6 separate regions of the Mus musculus genome follow, and all the other regions are linked to region 5. Evidence: chromatin loops called from intact Hi-C (ENCODE). Cell type or tissue: gastrocnemius. All regions are shown on one strand. Links, peaks and the distances in the headings refer to the core of each region. The heading gives the core; the rest is flanking DNA. Region 1 has its middle 140 kb from the start of Gm40876. Region 2 has its middle 100 kb from the start of Mylk4. Region 3 overlaps Gmds (GDP-mannose 4, 6-dehydratase). Region 4 has its middle 120 kb from the start of Mylk4. Region 5 overlaps Gm40876 (a long non-coding RNA gene). Region 6 has its middle 54 kb from the start of Gm40876.

Region 1 (5,409 bases), core at 585-4,584, 120 kb after region 5:
GAAAGGAGAGTGACAGATACAGAAATTCACAGTGGCAAGGCTGACAGAGAGGTAGTCATCCCTGGAACACCACCATCTTGCTCTGGAGTAAGACAATGCCTTAGACTTCTTTTCCACAGCCGAGGTTCCCATCATGCTGTTTGACACAGAGACCATGCTCAGTAAAACTATTCTGAGTTTTAGATCTCAACCTCATCAATCAAGAGTTGTGCTAGAGCAGAGCCTTGCACAGCACCTGTAGCTTCGGGTGGACTGGAAAGTGCTGGTAGCTCTCACTCTAGTCCACCTTTGAGGTGGCTGTCAAGCAGCAACAGACTCAGGGAGCGTGGAGGCCTTGGCTTCAGGCCTGTGAAATCACTGCACGTCTTTCTTGGTGTAATCTTAAATTTTAATAAGAAAGGACATTGCCAGTGTTTATACCCCAAACCAAAAAATAAAAAGGACAGGGACCATATTATTCCTTGAAAAAAAGTAATATTTTTATTTTTTATAAAAAGTATATTTTTTTCTCTCATCCTATAAACCTGTAAGCATGAAACCTCTTCAAGATCATAAAGGATGCTCGATCCTTATGGAGAACTTTTGTATCTGGAGTTTGTTCTTAGAGACAGTAAAACAAGAATCACATTTAAAAATTGCTTTTAAAAAATGAATGCAGTTCCACTGGACCAAGGGCAAAAATCTTCTTTTTGGAAAAAGTTAGAAAAGTACATCTTACCTTTATTAAATGAGATGGCTTAACCTCAATTTTGGTAAGAATGCATTTATTAAACATATGTCATCTATTCTTAAAAATATGCACATATAGTAACACATAGAAAAATGCCTTTGTAATAGTTTGAAATTATGAAGAAGTGGGTAATAATTTGGATTTCACAAAACATTTTTCCGGTCTCCTTTTTATTTTTGATAGGCAGCACATTAACCATACATAACATAGATCCAATTGTTGCTGAAAACCACAAGGCTTGGGTTGAGCAAGCTGTCCAGAGTTGTGATGTTAGTTTACTGGTTACTAACAGACTTGATTTGTGTCCCCCAAGGTCCCCTGTGAACTAGGCAACTAATGAATACGCCTTGATTTCTGTTGCATCTTAAAATGTATGGTTGTATCTCCTCCTGTACCCCTCCCCAAAGAGATATCACAGCAATAAATGAATCAGTTTTACAACTGAACTTGTGCAATCCCACACATGCATGGAAACATGTCCTGTTTATAAAAGGGATTAAGCTGATTGGCAATTGCATTAGAGATAAGACTTGTTTTTCTGCAATGGACAACAATAAATTTGGATTTAAAAATTAAAGTTACAGTGCCAACAAAATGGCTCAGCAACCAAGATGCTTGTGCCAAGCATGACAAGCTAGGTTTGATCCCTGAAACCTGCAAAATGTTGGAATGAGACCATTGACTCTACAGACTCACCATTTGACCACTATAAAAAGACACTGCCAACATATGCAATAATAAATAAATATTTTAAAAATTAAAATTATAGACTCCCTACTATTTCTTTATTGCATTTTAAATGTTCAGATTCTGGCCTACTATTAAAATGGGCACATCTTTTTCATCAACACGTCTTTCATAATAAAAAGGGATTGTATACAGTAGATAGCCCCCAACTTAGATGCCCAAGCTTCCAATGTAGCTAAGAAAATATATGTGAACTGCCAATAAAAGCTCCAATTTTTCTGAAGCCTAATTTCATATGTATCAAACAGGCAAACATATTTCATATACAGGTAGATCATATGAGACATTTTGCTAAATTACTACTGCAATTTCGCCTATCAAAATCTCTAAAATAGTTGGGAGCAAAACCATGCAGTGTGAACGATCTCTCAGCTGTAAAGGGCTGTGTAAAGGCTTCTTGCGCTGTGCCTCCGGGCTGCTGGCCCTACCTCAAACCCAGCCTCTCCGCAGTGAGCTGGGCCATTCAATCTTGCACACATCACACACAAAGGAAGTAGACACAAAATTATCTCTGACTAACAGATATCATCTCTCCAAGCAACAACTGATATAATCGTTTCAAATAATTTGAAAACAGACTGGCTACTTGGTGTCCAGCCTGAAGCACACTTCTCTCTAATTCCCTGTGGCCCACACCCGGCCTGCTCCACTGACAGCTAGGGCAGAAGCTGCTCTCTTTGATTAAAAAAAAATTGTATTACTTATGTGTACAGTGTATCATACATGCTGTGATTTAGGTAATTAGATGATTGATAGATAGATAGATAGATAGATAGATAGACCAATAGATAGGGATAATAATTAGTGGAGGAAAGCAATTAAAAACTTTATTATCTTTCATAGTTCATTGTCTTTTAATTTTCCTCTTTGTGTAGTAAGAGCCTCTAGAATCTTTTCTAAGTCTTTCTAGGGACTTCCAAAACTGGCTACTTCAGAAGTCTCATGGCAGTTTCTACCAACATTAGGACTCATGTTTCCATTGTTCGTAGCTTTATAGATAAATCTTGGTCTGGCCTTCTTTAAAGGAATCTCCCTCCCACTCATCCTTTCTGTTTCTTTCAAAATACAAAGGTAAGCTGCAGGAGTAATAGCTGACCTTGCTGCCTGCCACAGGATCACTGTCGCCCTCTGCAGCTGGAGTAGGGTGGTTACCAACACTGCCACTGTGTCCTAATTCAGTTACCCAGAAGCTTATTTCAATTTGTGCACATAATTATAGCCAACTAAATGTCTTTTTCAATAAAACACACACACACACACACACACACACACACACACAAACACACACATACACGAAAGAGAGAGACAGAGACAGAGACAGAGACAGAGAAACAGAGACCGAGAGCAAACAAATGCTATCAACACATAATTGTTCAAATAGGCTTTTGCTCACTGGGATCAGGGTTTCCTGGTCAGTTCTGAGATTTATCATCTTTTCTCTATCCTACGGCTGGGTTCAATATGCATACCTGACAGACATATCATTCACAGGACCCCAGGATGTACAATAGGTCTTTACAGGTGGCTCAGTGGGATCAGGTGTAGTGGGGACTTTACCCAGGGCTCAGCACCATAACAAGAGCTCTAATTTGATTATTTGAATGGATCCCTTATTCTAAGGTTTTATTCTACTGTTGTGTTGGAATAGCCATGGTCAACAATTGTGGGTCCTTTCTTGCTTCCCATTTGCTCCCCACCTCACATTTTAACTCTTTATGCACACCAAGGCATATGTGCACACCACGTTGAGATTTTAGAGAAAGAAGCCAAATGTATTCTAATCTAACAATGGGTTTTGAACATCTGGACTAGAAACTCTTTGTAGTTTGCCTAGGATGTGGATGTCCTTGGGGTACACCCTAGACCACTGGCAACACTGTTTGTCTCTCTGCTGCTCTCACCAACAAACCATCAGAGGTCTTTTGAAGCCAGGTTTTAGAGCTACCTACTGCCATGGGTCCATGCATATTCCCTCCTTGCCAGAACCCAGTCCTGTCCCTCTTTCTCGAACAGCTGCCTTGTCTACTCTCATCTGATTTCAGATCACCATTGTCCAGGCATGTGACATGTCAGAGCCTGCGTTCTGTTCCCAACACTCTCTGCCTTTCCCCTGATATCACTTGAAGTACTGGATGTCTGTGAGAAGGTGGAGAATGGAGTGAGAATGTTGCTCCCTAATAGGCTCAGGTGTCTGGATACTGGGTTGTGCTGGTGGTGCTATTTCAGTCCGTGTAGGCCTTGCTGAAGGGCCACCTTCGCTGGAGGTGGGCTTTGAGGTTTAAAAGCCTCTTGCTAGTCTCAGTTTGCTCTTTCCTGCTTGCAGCCCATGACACGAGCTCTCTCGGTTTGCTGTCCCAGCCACTGTGTCTGCTGTTTGTGTCCCAGCCGTCATGGACTCTAACTTTCTAGAACTGTAAGCCCAGGTGAAGCATTTGTAAGTTTCCTTGGTCATGGTGTTTTGCCACAGCGGAAAGAAACAAACAAACAAGCAAACAAACCTAATATGAGTTGTGGGAGCCATTGTTTCAGAATCTACCTCCTCTCCTTCCTCACTGATACAGTGATAGTTTCAACTTGTCCATATGGGTAAGCACCTGAAGTGTATGCGTATATGCAGGTATATGCAGTGTGTGTACATATGTGCATCTCTGCATGTGTATCCACTTCCTAACACACGGCTGTTATTCCGGTATGACAAAGTCACACTAACTGCATCACAAAATAACAACAACAACAACAACAACAACAATAATAATAATAATAATAATAATAATTAGGGCAGCAAACATGGTTGCCGATCAGGTAGCTGTCTGCTATGACGACACCTGAGGGACACAGTGTGGGCAAGAGAAAGTTCCTCACCAGCTCCACCATCTGTATAGATAAGCACTTTCTATAAGTCTGCTCTTCTCATGTGAGTTCATATCATCAGAGCTCTCAGGAGAAGGGAAACAATGCACCGGATGCTCTAACAGAGCACTGGGAAAGAATACTTGCTAAAACAAGAGCCAGGTGCCATAGAGAGCCAGAAAGTCCTTACTAAGCACCTACATCTTCTGTTTCCCAGAACACAGGGCCTCCTCTTGTATGCTCCTCAGGCTTACCACCCCTCTCCGTGGTCCTTTGGAGGTAGTGGCAACTGTGACAGCTCTCTTTCCGGGGCTGACTTAAACCCTGCAAGGGATTCAATATGAATCTGAGGCAGAAGCCTAGTTTAGTTCTGTTTCAATGTTGGTGAGACCTGACATTAGGCACAGTCCTCTGGAAGCCTTGTCTGCAGAGGGGACAATGCAGGCTTTCTCTTCTCATTCCAGGTGGTGCAACATCTGCACTTCTGGCACATCAGGGTAAGCAATGTGATGCACCGCCTTGATCTGAGGAAAGACAGAGAGAGCAAAGCCCCACTCCAGTCTGCGCTTCTCTCTCTTGGGAAGTAAATCTCAGGGGCTGGGCTAGCCAGGGTTTTCTGGCTGCAAGGGGTTGGCACCTATGCCCCTACCAGGTCTTCAGCCCAACACTCACTGGCCCTGAAGTCAGCAGGAACTGCACGGTTGCTTTTCATGTTGAGATCAAGGTCAGAGCTTGGGCAACGTGAGAAAAACAGTTGCAAGTACTCGGGGCATGTAATCTGTGCATGATTTATGCCTTGAGTACCCAAGTGCGTGGCTTATACTTCGAGTAGATAAAGAAGCCAAGCCCTCCACATTCCTTGGGGCTTACTAGACTTTGTTTTTACACAGTGGAGATGGTTGGTGACTTACAGGGCTGCTTAGGGCTCTCCTGAGTCACTAGTGTGACACACAGGAGGAAGAAAGATCTATTTTGGTGATGCCCATGTGCTTAGGTCCCCAAATAAACCCTGCTTCTGAGAAAACACCCTATATATTTCCCTCTTCCCTCTCCAAATATGATTTTGAGACAAACTTCTAGAC
Region 2 (5,409 bases), core at 446-4,445, 190 kb after region 5:
AATATTCCACAGCCAAGTCATAGTGCGAGTCTCTGCTCTGACTCAGAAAAGGAAATCAATCGGAACACAACAGATTTTGCTCAACAGTAAAAACAAAGCCATGCTCACTGAGGCTCTAGGTGCCAAGTATTGTAAAATCACTCAGCTCTGCCCTCAGATGCCTGTGGGGTTGTTTACTGGCGTTTCAGAAAGGAGAAGGGACACTTCAGATTGGCTGGGAGTGTGGCGCTGTTTGTTATTGTAACTGATGAAACTTTGCCTAGTCTTTTTTTCCTTCTTCTTATATTTGTGTCTTTCTGTCTTTCTTCCCATCTGTCTGCCTGTCTTCCCACCTACCTATCCATCCATCCATCCATCCATCCATCCATCCATCCATCCATCCATCTACCCACCCACTCTATCTATCTATCTATCTATCTATCTATCTATCTATCTATCTATCTATCTATCTATCTATCTATCTATCTATCTTGAGGCCAGAGCTGTCTTTGAACTCCCAATCTTCTACCCCAGTCTCCCAACCACTGGGATTACCAGCACAGTCATTCTTCATCCCTGAATAGCCCCAGAGGATGGCATTTGAGTTGTTGCTTTATTTTATCAAATCTATGAAGTATTTTTTTTTAAATAGGAAGAAAACATGAAAATAAGAGGGGAGGAACACAAGGTTCTAAATCTGAAGTCTGACTTCAGATTCCAAAACTATTCCCATCAGCTGTGACCTGCATGAGTCAGAGAACTATTGAGGACCTCAGTTTCCACATCTACAGAATGGGTGCAATAGTACTTATCTCCTCTGATTATCTGAAATGTAAACTCAATGATTTATATTCCAGACATCTAGAAGCAGACTCAGAAAGTGGTGAAGGCTTTAAACAAATTGCTTTTAAACACCCCAAGTCATCAGAGAGACTCACTTTCCACACACTTGCTCCTGTCAGGGTAGACAAACCCCAGGAAAGTTTGTCCCTACTTTCCAATGCTCTGACATGGGTTGCGAGGGCGTCAGGGAGGCTATGGGAACGGACAGAGAATGTTCTTGCCACACATCCAGGTTTTAGAATGTGCACCAACCTGAGTCACAAGTGCATACCCCCGCATGCCACTCCGGGCCATCTTTCCCTGCCAATGCCACCCACCAAGGCCAGAGCCAGGTGGCTGTGAGTCAAACCTGTCTTCACTTTGACTTGGCACCACAGACCTTTTGAATGGAGTCCACAAATTCGTGAGACAAAAATAGGCTAGCTAGCCCTCACCAGGCCTTCATTGTTGAGGGATGACGGTTGGCTGGTGGTTACACAACCGAAACCTGGGCCCACCACGGAAACGCCAGCTCAGCCATACACAAGGCCGAGCTCTCTGCCCACGGCAAAGTCCTTTGTTCTTTTTTTTTTTTTCTCTCTGACACGCCCCTACCTTCCATTCTTCGGAATCCAATTGTTAGAAAGTTGACAAGCTAGCTGGTGACAGGTCTCCTTGGACAGCTTTCCTGTCTTCAGATAAGGAATGGGGAGCCTCAGCGGGGTGTCATCCATACCCAGACCCCAGTGAAGGAGAGGGATACACAGACACCCGTTCTACACCCTCTGGCTAATCTTAGTTCTCTGGGGTCTCAGTTGTCTTTTCTGACATAACACCGCAGGAACCCATTAGTGTTTTATTGTGCTGTCAACTATTCCTGGTCACCTTCCCCACCACCTCTTACAATTTTGTAGTAGAGAGAAAAATTTCAATACGCTGGTCTTGTTTTTAAATTTTAAGAACACAATAGTTTGAAGCCAGAAACAGGGCTGGACCGAATGCCAGGGCTGATTCTGGCCCAGAATGCCTTGGCTACCAGGGAGTGCATAGGTTGTTAACGTTCAAAGTTGATCTTTCCTCTTATGAAAATACGTTCGTGCAGGCACCCCACTGAACACAATTATTTTTCCTGCTTGGTGAGGAAGACTCCATGCTCTGGTCAGGTCTTGTGCCTCCATGTTTTTTCCCTATACCCCTTTGAGCACACCCGTCAGTCCACCACCCTATCCTTTGAGTGGTTTGTACCTCTTACTTGTGCTTACTTCTGCGAGGTTCTCTGAAGCAACTGGGAACAGGGAGGGGAAGAGGAATCTGCTGAGGAATAGCGCTTTTAAAATAAAAAAATAATAACACGAAGTATTATAAGCACTAGAGGCTGGAAAGAGCTTGTGAGTCCCATGGGGTGGGGCGCAGCGTGCTAGTGAATGACAACATTGCCCTCTGGTGGTCTACTTGAGTAAGACAGCCATAGGTTGCAGGCTGGACGTGGGGGGGGGGGGGGGGCTCTCACTAACGTTTCCCACTAATCCCAAAGAAACCATAATTGAACAATGTAAGGAATTCCCCATGAGGCCCTGAGGTTACAAAGACTCAAAGAAGAAAAAACTCATGTAAATATTCAATTGTTTTAGAATGTGTTTCCTTTCCTTTATTTTATTACGTTTTTATGTCTAGTTTTCACATTGTGTACTCCATCTATAAACTCATAATTTAGGCTCTCCAGGAACCAGAAACCGGGCTTCACTACTCTCCCCTGTGAGAACCGTCAGTGGTGAGCAAATGTGTAAGTGTGATGAAGCCTCTTTTCCCAGGCTGGCCCTTTAAAGTTCCAATGGCTCGGTGTAAACTCCTCCAGTTTAGGGTGGGAAAAAACCTGCTGTGTGCTTGGGAGTTGGGTGGAGGACTGGAGTCCAGAGCAGCATATTCCTTTTGTTATTTTTTCACTCCAGGCAGTATAATCCTAGATACTTAACTCTCTGTCTCCATAAACGAACAGATTACTGATTCTCATTCTACCAGCTTTTCATGGAAAAGAAGGGCAGTGTTTTGTTTTATTTTATTTTTTAAGTGCTTGTAGTTTCTTCCAAAGGAACAGCTTTGTGAGAACCAACTTCTGCAAATTAGAAAAAAAATACTGTATATCAGTGACAAAGCACCAGAGCTAAGGCCATTGGCGAAGGCTTGCCCCACCAGCAATCTGGACATGGAAATCTGAGGACCCAGAGCTACACAGAGAGTTCAAGGCCAGTCTGGACAACATGAGGTCTATCTCAAAACAAAACCCAAAAAGCCAGCAAGGCCTCATTGTGGTTGGGCATTTTCTTGCGTGGGATATATTTGCCCGATCAGTAAAAGAGTTGCTCTTGAAAACAAGTGATGCTTCATTTTTGGTTAATTTTTAAAGATTTATTATTTGTGTTTTATAGGCATAAGGATTTTGTTTACACGTATAACTACGTACCACATGTGTGCCTGTTACTCAGGGAAACCAGGAGTTACAAACAGCTGGGAGCCACCACATGGATGCTGGGGACTGAGCAAGCATCCTCTGCAAGAGCAGCAAGTGCTCTCAACCACTGAGTCATCTCTCCAGACCCAGACAAGTGATGGTTTGGAATGAAATAACGAATAATGCAACCCAGAAAAAGAAAGAAATTCTAAATGAACACAACAAGGAATGTGTGTGAATGCCACACTATGCTCTGCAATCTCAGCCTCTCCCCACTGTGGACCTGGCAAGTGATGGCCCAGAGTGAAATGGAGGGGGGCGAGTGTGGCTCCTCTACCATGGAAACGAGTGTCCACTGCTTTAACGGGCATCTTGTTTTTGTAATGGTAGCAAAATGTACCTAATATAAAATTGCCCACCCAGTTTTAGAGCCAGTCACCATCCAGATGAGCATTCTTTTTTTTTCTTTTTTATTGGATATTTTCTTTATTTACATTTCAAATGTTATCCCCTTTCCCAGTTCCCCCTACTCCTGGAAACCCCCTATCCCATCCTCCCTCTCCCTGCTTCTCTGAGGATGCTCCTCCACCCACCCACCCACTCCCGCCTCCCCTGCCCTCGATTCCCCTATACTGGGACATCAATCAAGCCTTCATAGGACCAAGGACCTTTCTTCCCATTGATACATGCATGACAAGGCCATCCTCCGCTACATATGCAGCTGGAACCATGTCAGATAAACATTCCTACTGATGTGCAACCACTGCTGCTATCTAGCTCCTGGAAACCTCACGTGTTCATCTAGCGTTCTGCATTCTGTCCTTGTGGATCTGACCACTCTGAAGTGGGGTGACAGCACTTGCCCCCTCATGACTGGTGTATTTTGTGTAGCACTAAGTCATCAACTTCTTCGAGATAGCAAGCACCACAATTTCTTTCCTACTTGAGACTGAATCATACCCCACTGATGCCCGTCCATTTACCTGTCAGTAGACACTGATCGCTCTCCTGCTTAATCTAGTGTAAATAACACTGTGATGGGGATAAGTAGAGATGTCTGTTCAAGACCCTACATCCAATTCTGTATCTGTTTAGTAGAACTGCCAGGCTGTTTCTCACATCAAAATTTGACAAAGCAGAGAACTCTGTATTCTCCTGCCCTTGATCAAACTTGGGATTTTCTGTTTCTTGATCACATCCACCTTGAGGTGGCTTGGCTGCCTGCTTCTGACTGATGTGACACTCTTCCTAGGAGCTTTACAAAATGGCAGTGTCTCGTCTCGGTGCCTCGGAACAGAACGCAATGCGTCGTAGTGGGCGCAGTTAGTCATGATCTCCTGAAAGCCAGCTCACGGTGAAACACAGCCTTCCCCAGAACTACCCATTCTTTCTGCTTCCCTCTACTGCTGCACCCTAGGCCTCGCCACCTAGAAGTAGGCTGGGAGCAGACCACTCAGACTTTGGGGAACCTCGGAGTCCTTGTGACCTAGTGTCTGGGTGGCATCTGGATGGTGAGCAGCAGCCAAGCTGGACCATACAACCCCAACATTGTAAAGTCACCCTCCTTGTGGCTAGAGCTGCCCATGGTCTGGTAGCCGTCCTGATTGGGTGGGGCACCAGGCCGATGGATGTCTAACCACACAGTGGTTTCCATGGAGCCTGGGAAAAGTGAGAAACCCTGGATTATGAGGGAACAAGACCCAAAGGACAAAAATGACTGAGTGGGAAGCCACTGTAGCCCTGGCCAGGTCTGGGATGGGAAGTCATCTAAATATAGCCTGTTTACGGCCAGTGATGGGCTCTCACAGACACTGTCTGTGTGTGAGTGGGTGACTGCCACTCCAGCAAATGACTAAACCAGCATTTTATCACCAGATTTTACTTGCATCTAAAGTACTTTTATTGTACGTAGTAGAGGACGAAAACCCTAGACTTGCTGTGGGTGGAAGGTAGGCAGACTTTCCCATGGGAGCTTGCCATCTATGCTTACTGGTTGTTTGGATATTTAAAACAAAGTAGGTCTGAAGTAACCACTTGCCTTTCACATCCTAATATGCCTCCTACTTCCGGTTTCTGACTGAAAGGTTCCACATCCACTCTTCCTAGAGTCACCACCAGGTCACAACTTTGTAACAAGTTGTGTCAGTGAGCATTTCAGA
Region 3 (5,409 bases), core at 680-4,679, 180 kb before region 5:
GCCCAGCTAGAGCATTTTCTTAATTAGTGATCAGTGGGGGAGTGCCCAGCCCATAGTGGATGGTGCCATCCCTGGACTCGTGGTCCTGGATTCTACAAGAAAGTAGGCTGAGCAAGCCATATAAAGCAAGCCAGTAAGCAGCACCCCTCCATGGCCTCTGCATCAGCTCCTGCCTCCAGGTTCCTGCCCTGGGTGAGTTCCTGCCCTCACTGCTTTTGGTGATGAACTATTTATGGAACTGCAAGGGAAATAAACCCTTTTTTTGATCATGGTGTTTCAGCACAGCAATAGTAATGCTAACCAGAACAGTAAACAACTCACTGGTTGTCCATGCCACAAGGAAAATAAAATACTGAGCTAAAACTTACAAATTTTATTTTACATTTAAACTATCCCTTGATTTGCCACCATTATTCCTGGAACCATTTCTAACATCTAGCAAATGCCCAATAAATATTTGTTGGAGGAATAAATATATCCCCAAGAGCCTTTAATATATCATCATAGTATAAAATAAAACCAAGTCCCACATACAGACCTGTTTCCCCTCTAAAGAGAAGTCCTACCCATTGGAAGGCTCTTCTGGAAAGACTACAAGATAAAGGCAATTTTCTAAGGACTACAGGGGTGTTATTACACCAATAAATTCCTCAAGGGAGATAAAAAATGGATACTATTTTTTTTAAAAAATAGGATTTCAAGGGCTGGAAAGATAGATCAGTGGTTAGGAATGCTTGCTATTCTCCCAAATGACCTGGCACCTAGTTTGGGTAGCTCAAACTGCCTATAACTCTAGCTCTGGGGGGCCCAGCACCCTTTTCTAGTATCATACATGTTCATCCACTCATAACCAGCACACAGACACATAGACACACATACCTATGCATAAATATAATATTTAAGTAATTAATTAAATAGGATCTGAATAACCAGGAAGTTGAATACATATGTGCTTGTCTATGTTATGAGGCAGGACTAGTCCAGGCATGCAAAATGTTTGGGCACTAGAGGTGAGGCAAGAAAGACAGACACTCCCTTCGCCAGATCATTAAGGACTCCGTTTTCAGGAAATCAGTTCTGTCTCCAGGGCATCAAAAATTAATAACAGGGTTAGCTTAACAGCTATCAGTAGCCCAGATCTCAGAGATGACAAAACACACAAAGAAAGTTTAAATAACTCAATCAAAAATAATTACCAAATCAGTGGCCAAGCTTTAAATACAAGCTACTATTCCCAATGCACACACTTAACAGCCATTCTAGCCATAGAGTACCATGCATGGTGTCTATACAGCTTTCCTATGACCTTACAGGACAACACAGAGGTGATAATGGTGAATTTCAGTCCTTGGATTTTTAGTCCTTGGATGCTTAGAAGGAGCTCTCTATATATTTATCAAAATATTCTGGCATGAATTTATGGGAACAAAATTGATACAGCTCTGCTGCCCAAAGGGAAATGAAAAACATACTAGAAAACAGTATTCCAAGATGTGGAAACACAAAAGCTCTAATTATAGACCATGCTTTACAATTCTTTAAGTAAAACCTGCACACTGTTGTTAAGTCTCACTGAATCCTTAAACCTAGACTACAGTAAGAAAATTATAAAACATGCATCAGAAAACTCACTATCCCCCTTCCTAAGTTAGGGAGAGATGGAGGTATAAGTATTGTGGTGAGGCTGTCTGCTGCTGTTAATGACCCAGCAGCTGGATGCTAGCAACAGTGCTTACCTGAGCCAGCAGCCAAGGCAAGAGTGGGAATCTTACTCACCTTTATCCTAAGCTTACTGAAGAAGCCACTGCTATTGCTCCGAGATCACTATTTTAGACTTTCATCTCCAAAACGATTAATAGTGTTCCTCTTTCACCAACTGATTACCAGTTCATTATAGAAAATATTTAAAAAATAATACAACTCAATATTCATATCTTGTATGATTTTCTAGTCTTGATATTTGTTTTAATTTTCACTTTGCATTTTAAATGATAGCAGACATCTAGAGCACGTATATGACAGGAAGGCTTCTGTTTTTTTCTTTTTGTAACCATAAAGGAACACTGGTAGCCACACAGTGAGCCAGGGGGCTACATGAAAGAAGATGCTACAAGTAAAGGAAATCAAAACTCAGAGCCACCGAACAAGACATGACGGTTTGTTTCCACCTATTTTTGACTGTCTGTCTGGCTTGCACATCTTCCCCCTCTAGGGGGAGCAGTCCTACACAGCAGAGAGCTGTCCATTAGTCATCTGTTTCACAACTGCTGGTGTCAACACATAAGCAATCTGAAAGGTTGCAGGTACTAAGGAACAGAATAAAAGACATGATTCGCATTTGGTATCTAATACATACTTCACACACACAATATTATCACATGATTAAAAGATTAAATTTATGAAAAACTTCATTAGGCATGGCAAATGGAGTCAGAAGAGAAGCAGAACTGGCTCCTGAAGGTTGTCCTGTGGCCTGTGCACAAGTTGTGTGGTATCACAGAACATATACATACTGCATACATGTGCACATGTGCATGTGTTCGCACACACACACACTTAAGGAGAAAGAAAGAATAAATACAATTGTTATAAAAGAAAGAAAAAAACAATTTAGAAATATGAAGCATGCATTTACTAAAACTTCTAAAAACAGGATAGGTGGGTTTTTTTGTTTGTTTGTTTGTTTGTTTGTTTTAAGAACACAGTAAACTAAAAGTCTGGGAAAAGCCGGGCGTGGTGGCCCATGCCTTTAATCCCAGCACTTGGGAGGCAGAGGCAGGCGGATTTCTGAGTTCGAGGCCAGCCTGGTCTACAAAGTGAGTTCCAGGACAGACAGGGCTACACAGAGAAACCCTGTCTCAAAAAATCAAAAAAACAAACAAACAAACAAAAAAGTCTGGGAAAACCCCCACCTTGAACATCACATTATTTACACAATTATCACAGTATTTAATGCACTTCAAGTGACTTCAGAGAAAACAAGTGATCACAGATCTCAGAGCTTCAGTCCACGCTACCAGCATAAGCCATCCTCATGAAGTCAAAACACAAAAGCCCAATAACCCAGTAACACAAGAAAACATAGCATTACAGCCAAGTATGTCATGTAATCAGTGGAAAGGCAATCACTCTTGTATACTATAAAGTAACAGGAGTTTCACATAACTGAGTTTTCTACCTACTAATTTAGCATCCTTGCTATTTTCTATGGGCTGCATTTTGGGGATGTAAACAAGCTCAGGGTTGGAATCCTAGGTCTGTGGTTCAAAGCTAGTCAAAGTCACTTCTACTCGCCTGTTTCTGCACCTACCCTAGTACAGTAGGGAAAAGATTAAATGAAGTTTACTCTAACAAGGAACTTAGAATGCAGCCTGACACAGGGAACATGCTTGAGAAATATAGTTATTGCTACACAAACTCTTAGCCAGGGTTTGTGACTGTGAGGCTGTCCAAAAAATCCCCACTGTGTCTAACCACTCTTCCCCAGTCCAGCTCCCAGCTCCCGCCAAGGAGTGACTGAAATGGATGTGTTAGAAAAGGCCAGGTTGCTCGTATGTACTACTGAAATAAGAAAGGAAGTCACTGAAGGATATTCGAGAGAGGTTTTATCATTCCAAAGAGAGATAGAAAGCAACATGATTACGCCATGATACGGCATAGGTGGCTTTCTCCTGGGTCCTCATATTAAGGTTTAATATAAAATGTCCCCCATAAGCTCATAATTTGAATAACTGATTCCCCAGTTGGGTACTTTAATTTGCATTTTAATTTTAAACAAGGTCAATTCAATAGTAATTATCTGTCTGGTATGTTTTTCAAATATACATATATTATTTAATATAATAATATATATTATATATATTCTCAAATAAACAACTCTATCCTCTCTAGTGAGACCCACCACCACCAAAACTGTAATGGGAAAAGTTGTAAAGCTCCCAAGAGACATGACAGACTGGAAAGGAAAAGTGCTTTCATGTTAGCATCCCACAATAATCCATGCTGTAGAATAAGAAAATTAGTCTAGAAAACCACTATAGAATTTTAAAGTCCCAGGAAATATTTATTCTATGTTTTTAAAGGGGGCTACCAGGTTCATGACTTCATTTAGGTAACCAAAAGGGAACTAAACCACAGTTAAGTTCTCCTGTAAACGCTAATACATAGACATTCAAAAACTGTAACTTCCCTGTCACTTTTCCCAGTAAAATCACCTAAAATCTAACTGATGTTTCAACAATGGGAATAATTTAACCCATCCCTTTTGAATTATAATGTAGCAAATTCTATTAAATAAGTATAGTGAAGCTATGTGGAGGTTAATGTTATAGTGCCTACTTAGTTTTCATTGAGAACCTGTGTTGCCATTTTCTGTAATTCAATTGATTAAAAAGCCAACTAGAGGTGACATTTTCTGAGTGATAAAGAAAAGGCCTGCCCGCCCAAGCTCGGCTTCTCAAAGCATATGGATTCAATTATACAGCAATACCTCAACTACTGACATCTTATGTGGCTCTAATTTTAGTTATTTTCTGCTTGGGGAAGTTGCAGTTGAAGGCCTTCCTCCAGGATTTAAATAGAATGCATATGAACATTTGCATGTTGACAATTTACCATCCTCTCAAACTTTGGTGGCACATGGGTCCAAACAGAGAGCATTGAAAAGAAGACCACCTCAAAGGATTTACATACTCTTTGAAAACTGCATGCCCCCAAATTTATGTTTGACAAGGAAATAAAAGCTGTGAAATCACCATAAAGATTGTGATTTCTGGGGGTGAGGAGACATAGCTCAGTGGAAGAGCACATGCTTAGCTGTGCTGAGTTCAATTCACTAAAGGATCTCAGGAGACTGATTTACAAACTTCTAAATATATACGTATTTATACGTAACAATTAGAGACTACGGATCTGTGAACTTGAGGAATAGGAAGGATACAGAATTTGGAATTGAAAGGAGGAGAAAAGAAGATGGGAATGATGTAAACACAGTATTCACATTTAAAATTCTCAAAAATTAAATGAAATAAAATTAAACTGTATCTAAAATGTTTTTTTCAGCAACACAATTGGTGAACTATAAAGTATGAGAGGAAAAAATAGAAACTTTTTCACATTATGGAAATGCTAAATAAGCAAAACAAACTACTTTCTTATAGTGCCATGCAGAATGAAAAGAAACTTCAAACTGCAGTCACTGTCATGAGAGCAAAGGGAAATCTGGTGCTGCCACTTTAAAAGGCAGCTCCTTAATTAAGGACAAGCCAAAAAACGTGAAAGCTGAAGAGTCATCACAGGGCCAGCTTGTGGCCATGCAAAAATCATAGGCTCCCATGGAGTCACTCTGTGCCTTAACTCCAAGATGACTTCAAAAACCCCTGCCTTCCTCCTCCACAGCTTCCATTCAGG
Region 4 (5,409 bases), core at 450-4,449, 170 kb after region 5:
TGGGATTTAACCACACCAGTGTGGTTTCCCTTCGGTAGCTAAGATGCCTGGGACTGGGGAGTTGGTTTTACACTAATAGACTCCAGCTGAGTTAGGTGGAAGGCTGTTCCACAACAAAACCCTATCCAGAGACAAAACGGCAGTCTGTCCTCAAGAGTAGTTAGGGTATAGGTCAGTAAGTGTGGTAAAGCCGCCCTTCCGTGAAAGATCTGGAAGGAAGACAAGTGGTAATCTGCCCCGACTTGCTATTTTCTGCCTAGAGTGGCTGGGGCCCAGAAGGCTCAGGTGACTGACTGGAGCCACACTGTAGTTAGTGGCAGAGCCAGGATGTGCCTGGGACCAGTGACTCATGTCAGAGTTTCCTGGGCTCTGAATTCAGCAGAGGAAATGCTTTGTTTTCAAAGCTAAGTTCCTTTCCTTCTAAACTTCACTTCCTGCATCTAAAAGGGAAAAAATAACACTTTTTAGAGAACATGGTCAAAACAACAACAATAAAATGTGGTGATGTAAACACCACATCACTGAAGAACTGTCAATGGTGTCAGGACAGTAATGGGAATTGAGAAGGAGTATTTTTTTAAATGTAGAGAACATTCCAAATGAAAGTTAATGTTTGCATATACAGTACTGGGCTTTCTCAAGTTCATATCTAATGGCTAGGCCCTCTCCATCCTTGTCCCACTCCCTAACCACTGCTCTCCAAGCCCGCATCCCCATTTTCCTGTCAGATCATAGGCACAAGCATGCCAAAAGTATCATACTCACAAAAATGTGCCACGATTTCAGTCCCCTCCCCCAACACACATTACACGTACAGCTGTCGCTTTGTGTTTTTAAGGAATCAGGGAATTGCTTCAGCATTCAAAATATCCAGATGTGCTCATCCCAAACAAAAACTGCAACAGTGTCTGCATATAATCCTCTGTATATTCCTATATCTTTTCAATCATCTCTGGATGACTTGTAATAACTAACACATTGCGAGTACTGTGTGAGTACTTCTACCTCATTGTGTAAGGAAAGGTCTGTACATGTTCAACATGGATGCAGTGTCTGGCTGGGGAATATTTTCCATTCACATTGGTGCAGACCTAGAGATGTGAAGGACCGGCTATTCTCCACCATTCTTCGTTGATCCATCCTACTATACCTGTTGAATATCAGTCCAAGCATTATCTCCTGGGCACATCCTTCCATGACCTAGAGGCAGAATTTATAAATCCCTGCTGTGTTGCTTTGTTGCACCCATGGTGACTTCCACTATAGCATTTGGAGCCTTTGATTACTGTTATTTGATTACCAATGTTCATCTTTCCTTATTTGATACAAGGATGGGATCAACGCATGTCTGATTAAAACAAAACAAACAAAACAAAACAAAATAAAACAAAACAAAACAAAACAAAAAAAAAAACAAATGCGTAAAGGTCTCTGGCTTTAGCTTGGGGCAGAACGGTTGTACACAGAAATACCTGTTAAACAAGCAGCCCTTGCAAAGGACAAGGTTCAATTTGAGGACCCTTGACATTTAAAAAGTATTGTACTCTGTTCAATCCTGGAGCATGTGAGCAGTCGAGGAGTTTAAAGGTAACCAAGGACACTGCCACCTCAGGCATTTTAAACTGCAACTGAAATCCTAAGGTGAGTCTGAGGACATCTCATGCTTTGTTCTTTCCAGATTGTTCATATCACTGTGTATCTCATGCAGCAAAAAAAAAAAAAAAAAAAAAAAAGTGCCAGTAACAGAACCTGGGAGCAAAATGGTCTATCAAGGTGTAGGGGGACTACGCCTGTCGTATGGTGGAGTTTGCTAGACTCCCACAGTGAACTGAAGACTGACCCATGCTTAGGGAATTCCTTGGCTCCATTTGAAGGCATGCAAAGTAATATTTCTTAGACACCATCAGTAAGAGGCTAAGTGGTTGTTAAGTCCATAGACTCTGATCAAAGACTAACTTGGGTCCCAAGCCCAATACTGCCACCTGCTGATAGGTGACACTGTAAACTTCCATTTCTTCCCCCTTACAAACTTCCTTCTCTTCTGCCACAAAGAGGAGGAAACGGATGTTAAGTGCTCCACCTGTTGCAGAAATAACCAAATGCTGAAAGCTTATGAGGGTGCTCTGGTAATACTCATGAAACTAAAGTTTCCTATTTCTAGGAAAGTTCCTGGCTTGACCACTTATAGACAAATGTAGCATGTGCATGGCACACATAAAACCAAGATTACTGAAATACGAAGAAAATTAGCCATTTGTTACAAATGGAGATGTTTGTCTTGAATAATGAAAGTACATGTGTGGGATCCATTTGGTCACTGTTGTTATTGGAATATAAAACACTCCCTAGAGGCTCCTATGTTTGAACACTTGGTTCCTAACTGGTAGAGAACGTATCACTGGAGGCAGGTTTTGAGGTTAGATAGCCTGTCCCCACTTCCTGTTCTCTCTCTCTCTCTCTCTCTCTCTCTCTCTCTCTCTCTCTCTCTCTCTCTCTCTCCTCTCTGCTTCCTGAGTACAGATGAAACTTGATCAGCCAGCTTCCTGACTACCCTCCCTGCCTAACATTTCTGCTGCTGTATCTTTGCCATCATGATGGACTGTGCCCCCAGGGGAACTGTGAGCCACAATAAATCCTTTCTTCCTTAAGTTGCTTTGGTCAGGGTATTTTATCTCATCAGCAGAAAGGAAAATAATACAGTTACCTAAGTGACAGACAATAATTTTCTTATTATACCCAGCATTTGCTGTATAAATACTACCCCTCCCCCCAGACCTCAAAAGCATGTACTAGGTGAAAGGTGCGAATCCAAAAATGCTCCACATGGTATGACCCCAATGTGAAACCCTCTGGGAAACACACAAGTATAAAAGCAGAAAAAAAAAAGTCAGGGATGCCAAGGGTTGGGAGGAGGGAGGGATGAGGCTATGAACACAGCAGATTTCCAGTAAACCTATGCTTTTAGGTAATTTATGAGTACAAGACAATACACATTTATCAAAGTCTATGGTGTTACATCATGGAGAATGGAACCAAGGTGTAAATTCCAGAGCTCAGTTAACAATGATGTACCAATACCTGACACTTATGTTAGTTGGCTTTGCATTATTGTACTAATTAATTTGAGAAAAAAAGTTCTTTTTGGGGGGTTGCTTAGAGTTTTATTTTTCTGTAACTTTGGGGTCCATGGCAGAGCAAAATACCATGGTGAGAGAATGCAGCAAAGCACCCTGCTTCCCTCTCCGCATCTGGGTAGAAAAGAGAGAGGGAAGAGAACAGAAGTATCGGTATCCATTTTAAGGCCACAAGCTTCAGTTACTTAAAGCCCCCTTAATAGTCCCATTAATGCCCCAGTTCTAAAGATAGTAATTTTTTTCCAACTACTCCAAATCTGATCAGATCTCAGAGCAAATAGATTGCTCTCTGTGGTATAAAGAGTAGCAGAGCCCATAGCCTTCTTTAGCTGACAATAGTCTGAGAACAATGACTATTTAAAAAGCAAATCCACAGGGCTGAGTGTGAAGGTTGGTAGTAAAGCATTTGCTTAGAACATGCAAAGCTCTGAGCTGAGTCCTTAGCACTTCACACATGTGCACATGCACACAGAGAGAGAGAGAGAGAGAGAGAGAGAGAGAGAGAGAGAGAGAGAGAGAAAGAGAGAGAGAAAGAGAGAGAGGGAGACAGAGAGGGAGATGGAGAGAGAGAGAGAAAGAGAGAGAGAGAGGCCACTATTCTTAAGTCCGAGGAAGATTTCCCAAGACGAATTATAAAATGTCTAAAGGAACACTTCAAAGACTCTAATTATAGCCCAGTATTACATCATATACAAACAACTGTTGGTGACAGGTTGTATGGATAGCATTTTGAGGGATTCTAACACGTACTACAAATGACAGAGTGACTCTGAAACAAGGATTCATTTCCAAAGGTCCTGCATTCCCAAGGGCAATGGAGCAGGAGTGCATGCTTTGTCCTCTGTGTGGCATGCCAGTCTCTTACATGACAGTTTTACAAGGACTTTGCAGATCTCAAGTGGTAGGATTTGTTCCTGCAGATCCTGACACTGGTCACCTACAGTAGGCTTGGTGTGGGGGCTCTCTGTTGAAGGGGAGAGATAGGGAAACACACAGAGCCCATCATGGGGCCCATTTCTGAAGCCTTCACTCCATAGCAGGGGACAATTTCATCCACAAAATGCTACTCCAGAGTCAAGAGGAAGAAGCCCCCTTATTGGCATGATCGTGATGGGGGGAGGGGCAGAAAGAACGTCATCTAGTAAGTAAAAAGTTGATGCTCAGTGCACAGACAACCTAGAAATGGTTTTTAATCATTCACAGCATTTTAGACAGACTATTCTGCTGTGTTTTTACAATTAGCTCGGCCTTTCTCCTCAGAGAACAAAAGCAAACTTTAGTTAATGCTCCTAACCCAAATCACAATTTTGGTAATCGACACACTTCCCTTTCTCTTTGTACCATCCATTAGAAAGATAACTGGCCCTGAGCTGTATCTCAGAGCAATCATCGCCTGCAGCAAGATGTCGGTGTCTGTGTGTGTGTGTGTGTGTGTGTGTGTGTGTGTGTGTGTGTGTGTGTGTGTGTCAGGGGTGAGGGTGTCAAGCCCAAATGGCACTTGAAAGTGCCTAGGAAGGGCTCTGCCTCTAGAGCACACTTACTTAAGGCTCACAAATCATTTTCATCTGAGGAAGGGTGGGGATTGAGTGTGACAGGAGGGGAGGGGGGGTCAGCCAGTAATCTGATCTCAAAGAAAATTGTCACAATTACCACCTGTGCTGGTGGTCTTGGCCCAAGTTCACACTGCCTGGGAAGAGAGACAGACTCGACTCTACAGTTCTCCTTCTGGTCCTTGGAGGAGTAGCTATTGTGGCTTCAGGGGTGTCTGCGGTAGCAAAGCCTGAAGTCGAGTATGCCACCCATGCGCGGAAGAGCAAGCACAGGACAGGAAAAAGCTCCTCACCCAGTAGCCTCACACATTTCTCAGGCCTGTAGGGCAGGCAGAAGTCTGGCCCTAATGATCTGTGTATGCTCTACATACACCTCCCTGCCACTCAGTTCGACACTAAATGCTGATGGGAACAGCTTTTGCAGATGTCATTAAACTCAGGATCAATTCATCTTCGAACAGAAAAATCACCTGTTCACGTGACTGAATGACCTGCATCCTTTGCATCTGGGTTCAGGAGATCCTCAACGAAGAGGCTCAAAGCTGATGGCGCCAAAGGAAAACTCCTCTAATCCTTAGACGGGGTGAAGGCTCGGGAGATGCCTTAGAGGGAGGGGCAGTTGCCACAAAAGCATAAGGACTAGAGATCGAATCCCCAGAAAACATGTAAGGAGCTGGTTGGCATGGTGGTCAAACTAGAACCTCAGCATATGGAAAGCAGAAGCT
Region 5 (5,409 bases), core at 807-4,806:
TCTACCTTAAACAGCCTGTACCCAGAACTCAAAGCTTTATAAATGTCCAGCTTCTAACCTCACCCTCCCAAGACTGAAAAAATTCTGTGACAGTGTTAGTCTTTCTTATTGTTATGAGTGCAGACACATCTGATTCGGCTTAATTTATAGTTAATTGACCCGTGAAGGTTTGTGGTACTAGTTCCTTGTGTTTCATGGGTTTTGTGCTCCTTGATTTACATGACATCTGTGTAAGGGCAATGACAACAATTTCAACAACAATGACAACAGCTTTCATAACACAGAGGCCCTGGGTGACTCTGGTTCTATTAGGTTGAGAATCATTTTTATTTTTCAAAAAGAGGGCTGATATCATTATAATGCAATGGTAAAGATTTTTCTTTTCTTTTCTCTTCTTTTCTTTTCTCTTCTTTTCTTTCTCTTTTTGATGCATATAATTTTCTGAGTGCAATTCCCAAAACTGCAAAGAAACAAGAAAAAATAATAAGGAAAGCCTAATTATTTTGTCTGTTTTCTTAATTAAAAAACTAGAAAAATTATTTTTCTAATGGTTTCAAGTGTTTTTAAATTTTATTCACTTAAAATTCTTATTTTAAATAGACAAAATATAATTAGGCACACATACATATATTGTACAGAGTAAGGTATGTGATTAAGTAAAGACAAGACAATTAGCCTACTCTACTCACATACGCAGTAATTTGGAAGTATGTAGCATGTTATCGTAACTATAACCATCATGTCTGACCACAGACCTCACCAATCTGTTCCTTTTGCCCGGCTGAAAATTGCCCTCCTTCCCGCTTCTTGCCTCTTTCATCCCTGGCAGTCACCACTATGCTCTCTGCCACTAGTTTGACTGTTTTGGCTCTCACATACAGTTCATATCAAACAATTGATCTCTTTTTGTATCTGGTTTATTTCAGTTAACATAATGTCCCCAGGTTAAGTGACAGAAATGTCTAAGGGTAATGGATAGTGATCCAATTATATATATCACATAATATAATATTTATATCTATCACATTTTCTTCATCTATCCACATGTCAACAGACACCTGGTTTCAGTTCCATCACTTGGCTACTTCAGACCATGCTGCTGGGGCGAAGACAGCAGACATACTGACTACAGCGCCCTTGGATGCATACTTCAAAGAGTACTGATGGACCACAGGGTTACTCTGCCCTTTAGTTCTTAGGAACCTTTAGGGTGAATAGTTTCCCATAATGGTTACTCCAGGTACAAGCTCACCAAGAGTATATAAGGGCTCCCTTCTCTCTGCTTTCACGCCATGAAGAAACATAAGCTGGGATACCATGCTTGTCAGGTTGGCTTTTGTTTGTTGTCACCTCAAAGCCTCAGGGAACATGCTTAAATGCTTCATTCACGTGACTGCTGGGAATAGGCTGGCTCTCTGTCCCTGTCACCACAGAAATGAAGCTCACGAACAGCAGATACTACAGTAGATGTTAACTGAGGTGGGCTATTTGCTCTGCCCCCTGCGTGTGGAGGAAGGGTAGACCTGCTTTTTATTCTCATTCTGTGACTTGGGCTGAAACCCACGTGTTAGCTGCCAGCCGTACTTCCAGTAGATGTGGTTCCCCAGTCGAGCTGCGCATTAAACAGAATGGTTAGTTACTTCAGCATTGAGATGACCACCACACCTGAGAGCAGTAATGGAAGGGATGAACGGTTTATTTTGGCTCATGGGTTTCAGTCAATTTAAGGCGGGGACAGGGAAGGTATGTGGAGCAGCTCGGCTCCTGGCCATGAGAGCTGCGGCAGAAGCTGATCATCACTGTAGTGAACCAGGAAGTAGACAATGAAGCAGACACTAGAGGCCAGGTAGAAAGAGTCAAAACCTACTCTGAGCTGCCTACTTTTGTTGGCTAGAACCCACCTCCTAAATATTCCACAGCCTCCCTAAATAGTACTGCCAGCAGGGGAACAAACATTCGAAACCTAGCCAATGGGGGCACGTTTTACATTCAAACCCTCACAAATATTAAATCAGCCAAATTGTCTCCACTGGGCTCTTGGCAGCTGTATACGCTCTGGATAACGAAGGGGGTGGGGGTGGAGGGGAAAGACCTGTCTCCTATCTATCCCCAAACCTGAGCACCAAGGACTTTTTCAAAGCATGTAAATTCATAGACTTCTCTTTTCATCTTTGCACACAGAGACTGAACCCAAAGCTCCATGGCGACTGGATAGAATAGTCCTGCTCGATGTGTGTACCCCCGCTATCTGAGAGTCCCCCTCCTTTCAGAGGAGGCACAACTAAATTTGAGTTCCAGATAAACACCAGATACTTCTAAAGTGTTAAGCGTGGCTCCCAGATTGCACGGGGATATACTTACACTAAAAATAATCTTATTTATCTGAAAACCAAATTGAAGCACTCGTCCTGTGCTCTGTCTGGCAACCCTCCTAGGAATTATGAAAGTGTGCTTGAATTAAAGCCAGCTTTCTCTGCTTGTTCTTCTAGAATATTCTGAGCATGCCATAAACTTGCCTGTGCTTCTTAAATTGATTTATTAAGTTACCTGTGTGGTGTGGAGCGGTATCCGACCAGACTAGTGAGGAACTACAAAGAAACCTCTGTTGAGCAGGAGCAAGTTCGCTGTGGGAACGGAAAAGGCAGGAATTAAATTGGGTCTTCTGAGTTTAGGCTTCAGGGAGGGAAATGAAGAAGTGGCTAGCGAAGATCTTAAGTGTAGCAGTTTGAAAATAACATTCAGCTGTCAGAGCTCTCCGTTTAGAAGTGTATCTCTCTGTCATTCCTTGCCAGGTTTGTGCCCGGAGAAATGCAGTCAGCGAATCTCCTTTACAACGCCAGGCTGATGGTGGCCAGATGTCAATCTGGGTGTTTCTCTATTTTACTGCTGTTATATTATCTTTAAACTACTGAACAATGGTTTGTAATGAGACTCCTAATATACAGTAGTCAAAATCATCAAGTTACAGAGTCTGGAAAAGCCCATCTTGAAAGTATTTTCAATACTTTCTACCCTTTTCAGAAACCCATTCATTTATCTCAGTATCTCATAGTTATAGGGCCCTACGTTCACACTCTGAACAAATAAAAAGAACTTCTGGGGAAAATATGTTGGTGTAGTTATTGTTTTCATTATCGTACATCATGTTCATATTACTGTGGGAAAGAACCCTTTTCCCTTGGAAAGGAAGTTTCCTGAGAGGTTTATGTGTGGGAGCACACCGGTACAACATCGCCCTCCACTGTCTGCTAAAGGGAATGCATGCTTTCGTGGTCTGTGAAGAGAAAGCCGGAGCCAGGAGTTTTAAGTAGGTCTGTCATGTTAAAGGTGGGTTCCCCCACTGTTGCAAGCACAGGTGTGAGGTTATCAACAGAAGTGATGGGTTGGGCTTGCACCATTAGTTTTTCTAAAAAGCAAAAACGATATGAAGTGTACTCCAATTCTAGGTGGGGATTAAGAAAGGGATTGAAAATCGTCTTCAGTGAGTTTTAGCAAGACATCGTCACGAAGAACGGAAGGCTCTTTATCTTGTTTGTTCTCCTCCCTTATATTGCAGCAGATCATGATGGACAAAAGGAAAGAGAGATCCCCTGCAGATCTCAGCAGCCAATCCAGGAGCTGGATGTGTGCTGACTCAGGTCCCACAGCATCTAAGCGTTTGCTGTGCCCTTTACCCTGTCCATCTGGCAGGGCAGAGATGTCTGTTTATTTTATAGTCACTGAAGTCTGGGAGCAATGCCTCCTCCCCAGCGTGACTACTACACTTAGGCTGGCCTCTGGGGTCACCTAGTATTCCAACCGTGACTCTGAGTCAACACCAAGTGTTAGTGAAGTGTAGGTTTCATAAGCTTCTCGGTCCCACCATTGCGTTTTGCATGTCTTAAGCCCGAAGTACTTGCCTTTTACTCTAGAGTCGGTTATTTCTCTTAGAGTAGTGCTGCTAGATGACATTTTACTTAGTGTTGGTGGCAAAATGAGTTCTCAAAGTGTCCCATTGATGCCTCATTGTAAGGAAGGATTTGGGAGGGTGGGCTACCTGTCGAAGTTTATTGCTCTCTTAAGTCTGTTTTATTCAAGAACGTGTGTGAAGTCACATTCAAGAAAGACGAGCAGTTAGTTTTGGTCTGTTGGCAAATGATTCTTCCACCCCAGTGGCGTGTGAAGTGTTAGGGGGGAATTATAAGTCGGGTGTATTTGGAAGGAGTTCAGATTCTTGGGCTCAGAGGACACTGTTGGATCAAGCTAAGGTCACTGCCAGATGAGTACACTGAATGAGAGGGGTGATGTTTTAGTGTGCTTCATAAAAGGAAGAAGCTGGTAGCATCTTAGTCGGTTTTAGAAACTTAGACTCGATGATTCTGCTATGTCTCTAAGTCTGATTCTTCCAAGCATTGACTTCCAAGGAGAAGCAGCACCGGACAGAAGCCAAGCCAAGCAAATGTAACCCTTTCACAGCCCTCAACGACGCTCCTTAAGTGAGGCTGTGTAACCAAACACTTTTGAAAACTGTGCTAAATAGAGTTAAAGAAAGCGATACTTCGGGAGACATCAGATTCTGAGAAATCCAGGTTAAAAATCCACCGTCAAGTGACTGTCTTTCACCTACACTTTTCGGCTTGTTTGTCACTGCAGGCCAGGGGCAATTCTGCCTCTGCTTCACTAAAGGTGCCACATACACTTCTGTGACCAATTTCCATAAAGTTCGCTTAACAGTTCAAACTTTATTAAGACTCTTGACAAAAACAGCTGCTAGAATTGCAAAGGAATGTAATAATAAAAAAAAAAAAAGCAGAGCCAGAAACAAGCAGTCTATAAAAGCAATATCCACAGAGGCCAACTCCCCCTGGGGTGCAAACTGATCCCAGAGTCTGTCCATACCATGCGGATCCCCAAATGGGCAGACAGCAGGACACCCTGACCCAGCGGAAGCTTCCTGCCTGAGGCTGTGGCCATCGCTCCACTGAACACCAAGCTGAGGTCAAGGCAGGATGCCAGATTAAAAAAAAAAAAAAAAAAACAGGCCAAGAGAAGGAAGGCACGGTGGTTTTAAAGAATGGGGACAAACTGGAGCAAGTTCATTTCATGCTGGTTTTATTACGCAATAAAAAATCGCCAACACATACTCATTTACTAAAGAGAAAACAAGAAGTGTTTAGCTGACTGGAGTCTCCATATCATTTCACACTGGAGAGGTGCACAGTGAACTTAGTGGGTCCTGTGACTCCCTGGACAATCTTAGGGTAGATTTCAGAGTAGAGTAGGACTTAGGTTAGTGTTGATGGCCCACTCTTGTTAAGCTTCTTTGACTTGGGAAGCTGTCCCGTGTATAGTTGATATCCTCTTATAAGGACCTGTGATATTACAGGGAAAAGAACCGCCTTCACTGTGTCGCCTTCCACGTCCAACTGT
Region 6 (5,409 bases), core at 506-4,505, 82 kb before region 5:
GCTCGCAACACAAAAGGGAAAAGGTGTCTGCACAAACACAAAGGCTTGGGTTATTAACACTAAGTTTTAAAAGATATTGTGAGACAGCCAGGCAGTGATGGCTTTTAGTCCCAGCTTCTTGGGAGGAACAGGCACAGGCAGATCTCTGAGTTCGAGGCCAGCCTGGTTTACAGAGTGAGTTCCAGGACAGCCAAGGGTCCACAGAGAAACTGCATCTTGGAAAACAAAAATAAACAAAAATGTTGTGAGGCATTTAGTGAAGGTGTCTACTGGGCATTCTTTCTAGGTGTGTTTCTAGCTCTCACTTTTCCAGTCACTCCTGTCTCCTGCCCATTATGAGGCACCACCAGGTCTAACATGGACCAGTCTGATTTAAAGTCTAGGAATTCTCTTTCTTTTGAAGCAGTTAACATTTTTAATTTTTTAAAAATTTTTGTTTTAAATTTACTAAGATTTAGATTAAAATTTATTTTTAAGTTCTCACATAAAATGTATGTACTTACAGAATATCATGTTTTGATATATGTATATATTACATAATATTCAATCAGATAAACATCTCCATCTCTTCAAAAGTTGATCATTTCTTTAGGTAAAAAAGTATTGAAATTCCTTTCTTCTACCTCTCATAGCACCCAGAGTTTACTTCATTTCTTTAACTACAGCTTCCATCTCTCCACGTCCTTCTGCCCTTTCCCTTTCTTTCCATTCCGACCAACTTCTGTGGAGTCAACTCCTTCAGAAGTTGCACACATAGGTCAGATCATACGACATTTCCCCTGGTGCCTGCTTATTTGTTTGTGTATGTGTGCATGTGTGTGCATATGTGGAGGTCAGAGGTCAACATGGGTGTCTTCCTCAGTCATTTTCCACCCAGCTTTCTGAGACCAGGTCTCTCAGAGAACCCAGAGTTCACTGACTCCCCTAGACTGGCTGGCTAATGAAAGCCAGGGACTTGCCAGTCCTGGTGCTGGGATTGTAGACACACATCACCGTGAACAGTTTTTACAAAAGAACTCTGCCGTTGTGTTCCTTAATGAAAATACGGGAGCTTGATTGACCCCCATACACCCGTGATGGATCATGTGTTTAGCATGAATGAGGCCCTGAATTCAATCCCCAGCACACATACATACAGAACATGTATGCTTATATATATAAATAATGTAGGTATCAAAATCAGTATCAAATTCTGTTATGTAGCTCTCTTTCCTGTCAAGTATTTTTAAATTCTTCTTCACGCCTGTGTCTGTGTGCTCATGTGGAGGTCAGAGGACAATTTCCAGGGGTCAGTTCTCTCCTTCTACCACGGAGATTCTGAAGGTCAGATTTAGATCTCCAGGCCTGGGGGCAAGAAGTACGCTTGGCCACTGAGTTCCCTTGCTGGACGTGCTCTGCAGCTTGAAACAGGAAATGTCTTAAGTGGGAAGAGTTTTAGTCTGTTGCAATATAGGGCCTCACTGTTGGGAGTTGGGAGTGATTTGTTGCAGGGTTGCTCCTCTGCTGCAATCTATTGAAAGTCAACATGTAACAAGGGAGTGTGTGTGTGTGTGTGTGTGTGTGTGTGTGCGTACATGTATGCTTGTGCATGTATATGATGTGCGTATGTGTATGTATGTGGGGTTCGTGCATGCATTTGTGTGTGTGTGTGTGTGTGTAGCCTTGTCTTTCTCAGTCTTTATGGATTTTGATGGAAACAATAAGATGTTGTTCAATTCATGATGGGATTAGATCCTAATATGTACTGTAAAATACAAGGCATATAGAATATTCTCAATTTACCAGGCATAAAGCTCATCTTTCCTCACTTGAAGTGTGGCCACAGTTAGACAAATTTACCTAGCTCAAGGCCTGTGTAATAATTTCATGTAACTCACTAAGCGCAAAACCAAGATGACTGTTTGATACAGTTTGCAGTGCAATAAAACTGCGGGGGGAGGGGTACCCTTCAGTTGAAGAAAATGAGGAGCTGTCTATCTGGGCTCCTCATAACAAGTTATTTTCTATAAGTCAGTTGCAAACCTTTCCCCTGGAGACTGCCTCTGGGTGTTATATTGTTCACAAGCTCACAATGGTTTGCCCATCCATGAGTGGAAGGATCTACTCTGCCTCCTGGGTCCCCAAAGCCTAAAATGTTTACTATCTAACCCATTAAGAAAAGTTTGTTAACTAACTGTTCAAGAGGAGGTGAATAACTGAGCAAGGCCTTTTGAGGGGATTGGTGAAGCAAAGTGAAACTCTGGTGAAGCAAAGTGAAACTCTGGCGGAGAAAAAGAACGAGTAAGCTTATCCCTGTGATAAAGTAGGATTTACATTTACATGTGTCTTTGACGGTTATGATGGGCAGTGGGTTATCCTGTGGGTGAGATTCAAAGTCGTGATGTCTGAAACTGTTCCAATTAGTTAGCAAAGAAAACAAAGCAAAGTAAAGTACAGATAAAGACCCATCAAATGAAAATACAGCTGATAGAGAAGTCTGGGGATGGGGTGGGGGCGGGGGGGTGGGGTGGGGGGGAGATCTGATTTGAATCACGGTAATGGGTATGTCGCATACAGGATTCCGGAGCCACAGGGTCTGTTTCAACCAGTCGAGGTCCAAATGGGAGTGTGCTTCACATCCACATGTTGTTCAGTGTCTCGCTTTTAGAAAGTTCCCATGCAGTTCAGAGGCCCTGTCCTGCGCAAGGTAAACAGTGGTGCTTTGCTAACTGTGGAACAGATAAAGTGTCTATCCTTTTAACTAGCGCTTGGAAACCAAACATGTCCCATCAATTCAATGCCATGCCCAGAGCCAAGAGAAATAGACGGATCATCAGGCTTTACAAAGGGAGTTCACAGTAGTCTCTGATATGATGGAACAATATCTTTGAAAGTTTCAAAACACAGATAAGATGAACTCATTTGTATTTCTTGGGAATTACTCTTTTGAAACAGTATGTTCCAGCCAGATGTAGGGTGTTCTGGTACGCAGTCAATACTGCCACCTGCTGGCTCGATCGAGGAAGGCTACTTTGTCAATGTCACAGAAATGTGACGGAACTGAGTTAACTTGGCAAGATGGCATTAGCTGACATTCTGACATTTAAACTCTCTTATTTTCTTTGCCAGTAGTGTTCGTGGAGTTATAGCCTATTTTAGATTGTTGTTTTCACAGTTGTGAATGCGTGTTTACAGCACACACCCACAAAATGATTCTGGTGTGCTTAGGTATAAATTTACTGGTTATGAATCTTTGTGGTGCTGCTGCTGCTATAATTTTTCTTCCATTTCCTTCTTCTACTCCCTAACTTCCTCCCCGTCTCGTTTAAAGAAACAGGGTTCAGTTTGGCTGGCCAGGTTGGATTTGTGTCCTTGGGATGAAGTGATCATCCAGTGGAGCTGGGACTGTAGGCATTCACCACTGTCTGGCTGTTCATTAACACACACACACACACACACACACACACACACACACACACACACACACACACTTATATATAAATACAATATGTTTTTCCACTTAGTGTTACTTGCATGTATATGATTTCAGGGCTCAGCACTTGGTGTTTATCTTAGTTAGGGTTTCATTGCTGTGAAGAGACACCATGACCACAGCAGCTCTTATAAAAGAAAACATTTAATTGGTGCTGCTTACAGTTTCAGAGGTTTAGTCCATTACCATCCGGTGGGACACATAGCATCATGCAGGCAGACATGGTGCCAGAGGAGAGTTCTATGTCTTAATCTACAGGCAGCAAAAGGAGATTGTGTTCTACACTGGGCATAGCTTGAGCATAGGAGACCTCAAGCCTACCCCACAGTGACATCCTTCCTCAAACAAAGCCGCACATACTTCAACAAGGCCATGTCTCCTAATAGTGCCACTCCCTTCCCTATGGGCCAAGCATTCAAACACATGAGTCTTTAGGGACCAAACGTATTCAAACCACCACAGTATTCAACAGCCAATTAGGAAATTCATCGTTAGGGAGGACTTTCTCCCCCACTCTCAGCACTCTGTGGCTGCCCATAAGATTTCCCATGACTATGTTAGCATGTCCACTGGTGTACTTCTTCGGATCTTGTTCAGTCAGCCATTTTGTTGAAGTACCATGGGTGAAGCTTTCATGTCATTTTAAGAAGGCACAGTCTCAAAGCATATTTTTCTGGTCCTCTGGCTTGTACAACCTTCCTTCCATCTCCCTCTTCCTTGAGGTTTTCTGATCCTCAGGTGCAGGACTTGTGCTCTGCTGTGCATTATCAGTTGAGGTTGGGCACTGCATGATCCCCGTTTGACTGGTTGTGATTTTCTGCTGCAAAGAGAGGTTTCTCTGATGAGCACTAAGAGCTACACTTATCGGTGTGTATAAGGATAAGTATTTAGAGTTATGGCATGTTAGGAATTATGCTGGCTTAGTCAAGGTCATAGTAGATTCAGCTCCAAGATGTATGACCTTACCAGCCTGAGGTAGTTGGCTAGATTCCCAGCACCAAGTGTGATTCCCCTCCTGTTGAGTGTCGAGTGTGACTAGAGAGCCATGGGTTACCACTAAGATATGATTGTCTTTCTTGCTGTCTTAGGGTTTTGCTGCTGTGAACAGAAACCATGACCAAGGCAACTCTTATAAGGGCAACATTTAATTGGGGCTAGCATATAGGTTCAGAGGTTCAGTCCATTATCATCAAGGCAGAAACATGACAGCGTCCAGGCAGGCATGGCACAGGAGGAGCTAAGAATTCTACATCTTCATCTGAAGGTTGCTAGCAGAATACTGACTTCCAGGTAGCTAGGGTGAGAGTCTTAAGCCCACACTCACAGTGACACACCTACTTCAACAAGACCACACCCACTCCAATAGGGCCACACCTTCTAATAGTGCCACTCCTGGGACTGAGCATATACAAACCATCACACTTAGACCTTTAGGGTTATTGTGCCATACTAATCCTCGCTGTGGTTTAGCTGTGTTGTGTTGGAGCTGGGTAAGACTGTTGGTTGCTTTTGTCTCTTGGCAGTTTGGATAGCTTGCATACCTTTCAGGAACTATGAAGGCTGTCTCAAAGGAAAGGCTCCTTGCTTAGGTCCTCCAGGTCCTGTATTTGAGAGGCGAGCTACCATATTTTAAAAATCTATTGTGAACTTTGTTATAAGAATGTTATAACAAACAAACAAATGATACAACACAACCACACACTTAACCAGACCCAAGACTCCACAGCTCAGTGATCTCCTGTACAATTAGAGTAACTATTTGAAACGGAAGCTGTGGAGCTTCACGCTGGACTTTCTTCTTTGAATGTATTTTTATAATTTATTCACCATCAAAATAAAAAAAGTCATGACAGAGTTAGAACTAGAAAAACAGTTATCATTATATCACCTTTTATAGCTCCTTTTCTTCGCCTGTTTTCAGTCCTTTCTTCACTTAG

Evidence for each region. Hi-C counts contacts between places; a loop is a spot of excess contacts. Peaks named below come from ENCODE experiments on the same cell type or tissue, not always from the same donor. Only the 100,000 strongest peaks of a DNase experiment are listed, where the experiment ranks them.
Region 1: it touches region 5 in a loop (1.9-fold over the local background); 5 of 42 quality-filtered maps call a loop at or near these places.
Region 2: it touches region 5 in a loop (2.9-fold over the local background); 8 of 42 quality-filtered maps call a loop at or near these places.
Region 3: a loop joins it to region 5, with 9 times the contacts of the local background. A loop is called at or near these places in 12 of 42 quality-filtered maps.
Region 4: it touches region 5 in a loop (4-fold over the local background); 8 of 42 quality-filtered maps call a loop at or near these places.
Region 6: a loop joins it to region 5, with 6 times the contacts of the local background. A loop is called at or near these places in 9 of 42 quality-filtered maps.

What each region holds. Positions count from the first base shown.
Region 1 is chr13:32,606,004-32,611,412 of GRCm38, forward strand. No RefSeq gene overlaps it. Among named protein-coding and RNA genes, the nearest start is that of Gm40876, 140 kb to the left of the region's middle. In gastrocnemius, for the core only: a CTCF peak has its summit at 2,601; no DNase peak of the experiment used is centred there.
Region 2 is chr13:32,679,109-32,684,517 of GRCm38, forward strand. No RefSeq gene overlaps it. Among named protein-coding and RNA genes, the nearest start is that of Mylk4, 100 kb to the right of the region's middle. In gastrocnemius, for the core only: a CTCF peak has its summit at 2,228 (motif pointing left); DNase peaks (open chromatin) are centred at 1,180 and 2,227; H3K4me3 peaks cover 274 bases; H3K27ac peaks cover 334 bases.
Region 3 is chr13:32,310,640-32,316,048 of GRCm38, forward strand. The region is part of intron 1 of Gmds (GDP-mannose 4, 6-dehydratase); the gene reads right to left. Among named protein-coding and RNA genes, the nearest start is that of Gmds, 25 kb to the right of the region's middle. In gastrocnemius, for the core only: a CTCF peak has its summit at 2,211; a DNase peak (open chromatin) is centred at 2,214; H3K4me3 peaks cover 232 bases.
Region 4 is chr13:32,660,261-32,665,669 of GRCm38, forward strand. No RefSeq gene overlaps it. Among named protein-coding and RNA genes, the nearest start is that of Mylk4, 120 kb to the right of the region's middle. In gastrocnemius, for the core only: a CTCF peak has its summit at 1,984 (motif pointing left); a DNase peak (open chromatin) is centred at 1,970; H3K27ac peaks cover 413 bases.
Region 5 is chr13:32,490,269-32,495,677 of GRCm38, forward strand. Gm40876 (a long non-coding RNA gene) reads left to right here. Exons shown (of 4, transcript XR_873209.2): 4 at 2,793-3,013. Among named protein-coding and RNA genes, the nearest start is that of Gm40876, 28 kb to the left of the region's middle. In gastrocnemius, for the core only: a CTCF peak has its summit at 3,238; a DNase peak (open chromatin) is centred at 3,248; H3K4me3 peaks cover 1,322 bases; H3K27ac peaks cover 1,279 bases.
Region 6 is chr13:32,408,803-32,414,211 of GRCm38, forward strand. No RefSeq gene overlaps it. Among named protein-coding and RNA genes, the nearest start is that of Gm40876, 54 kb to the right of the region's middle. In gastrocnemius, for the core only: a CTCF peak has its summit at 2,988 (motif pointing left); a DNase peak (open chromatin) is centred at 2,993.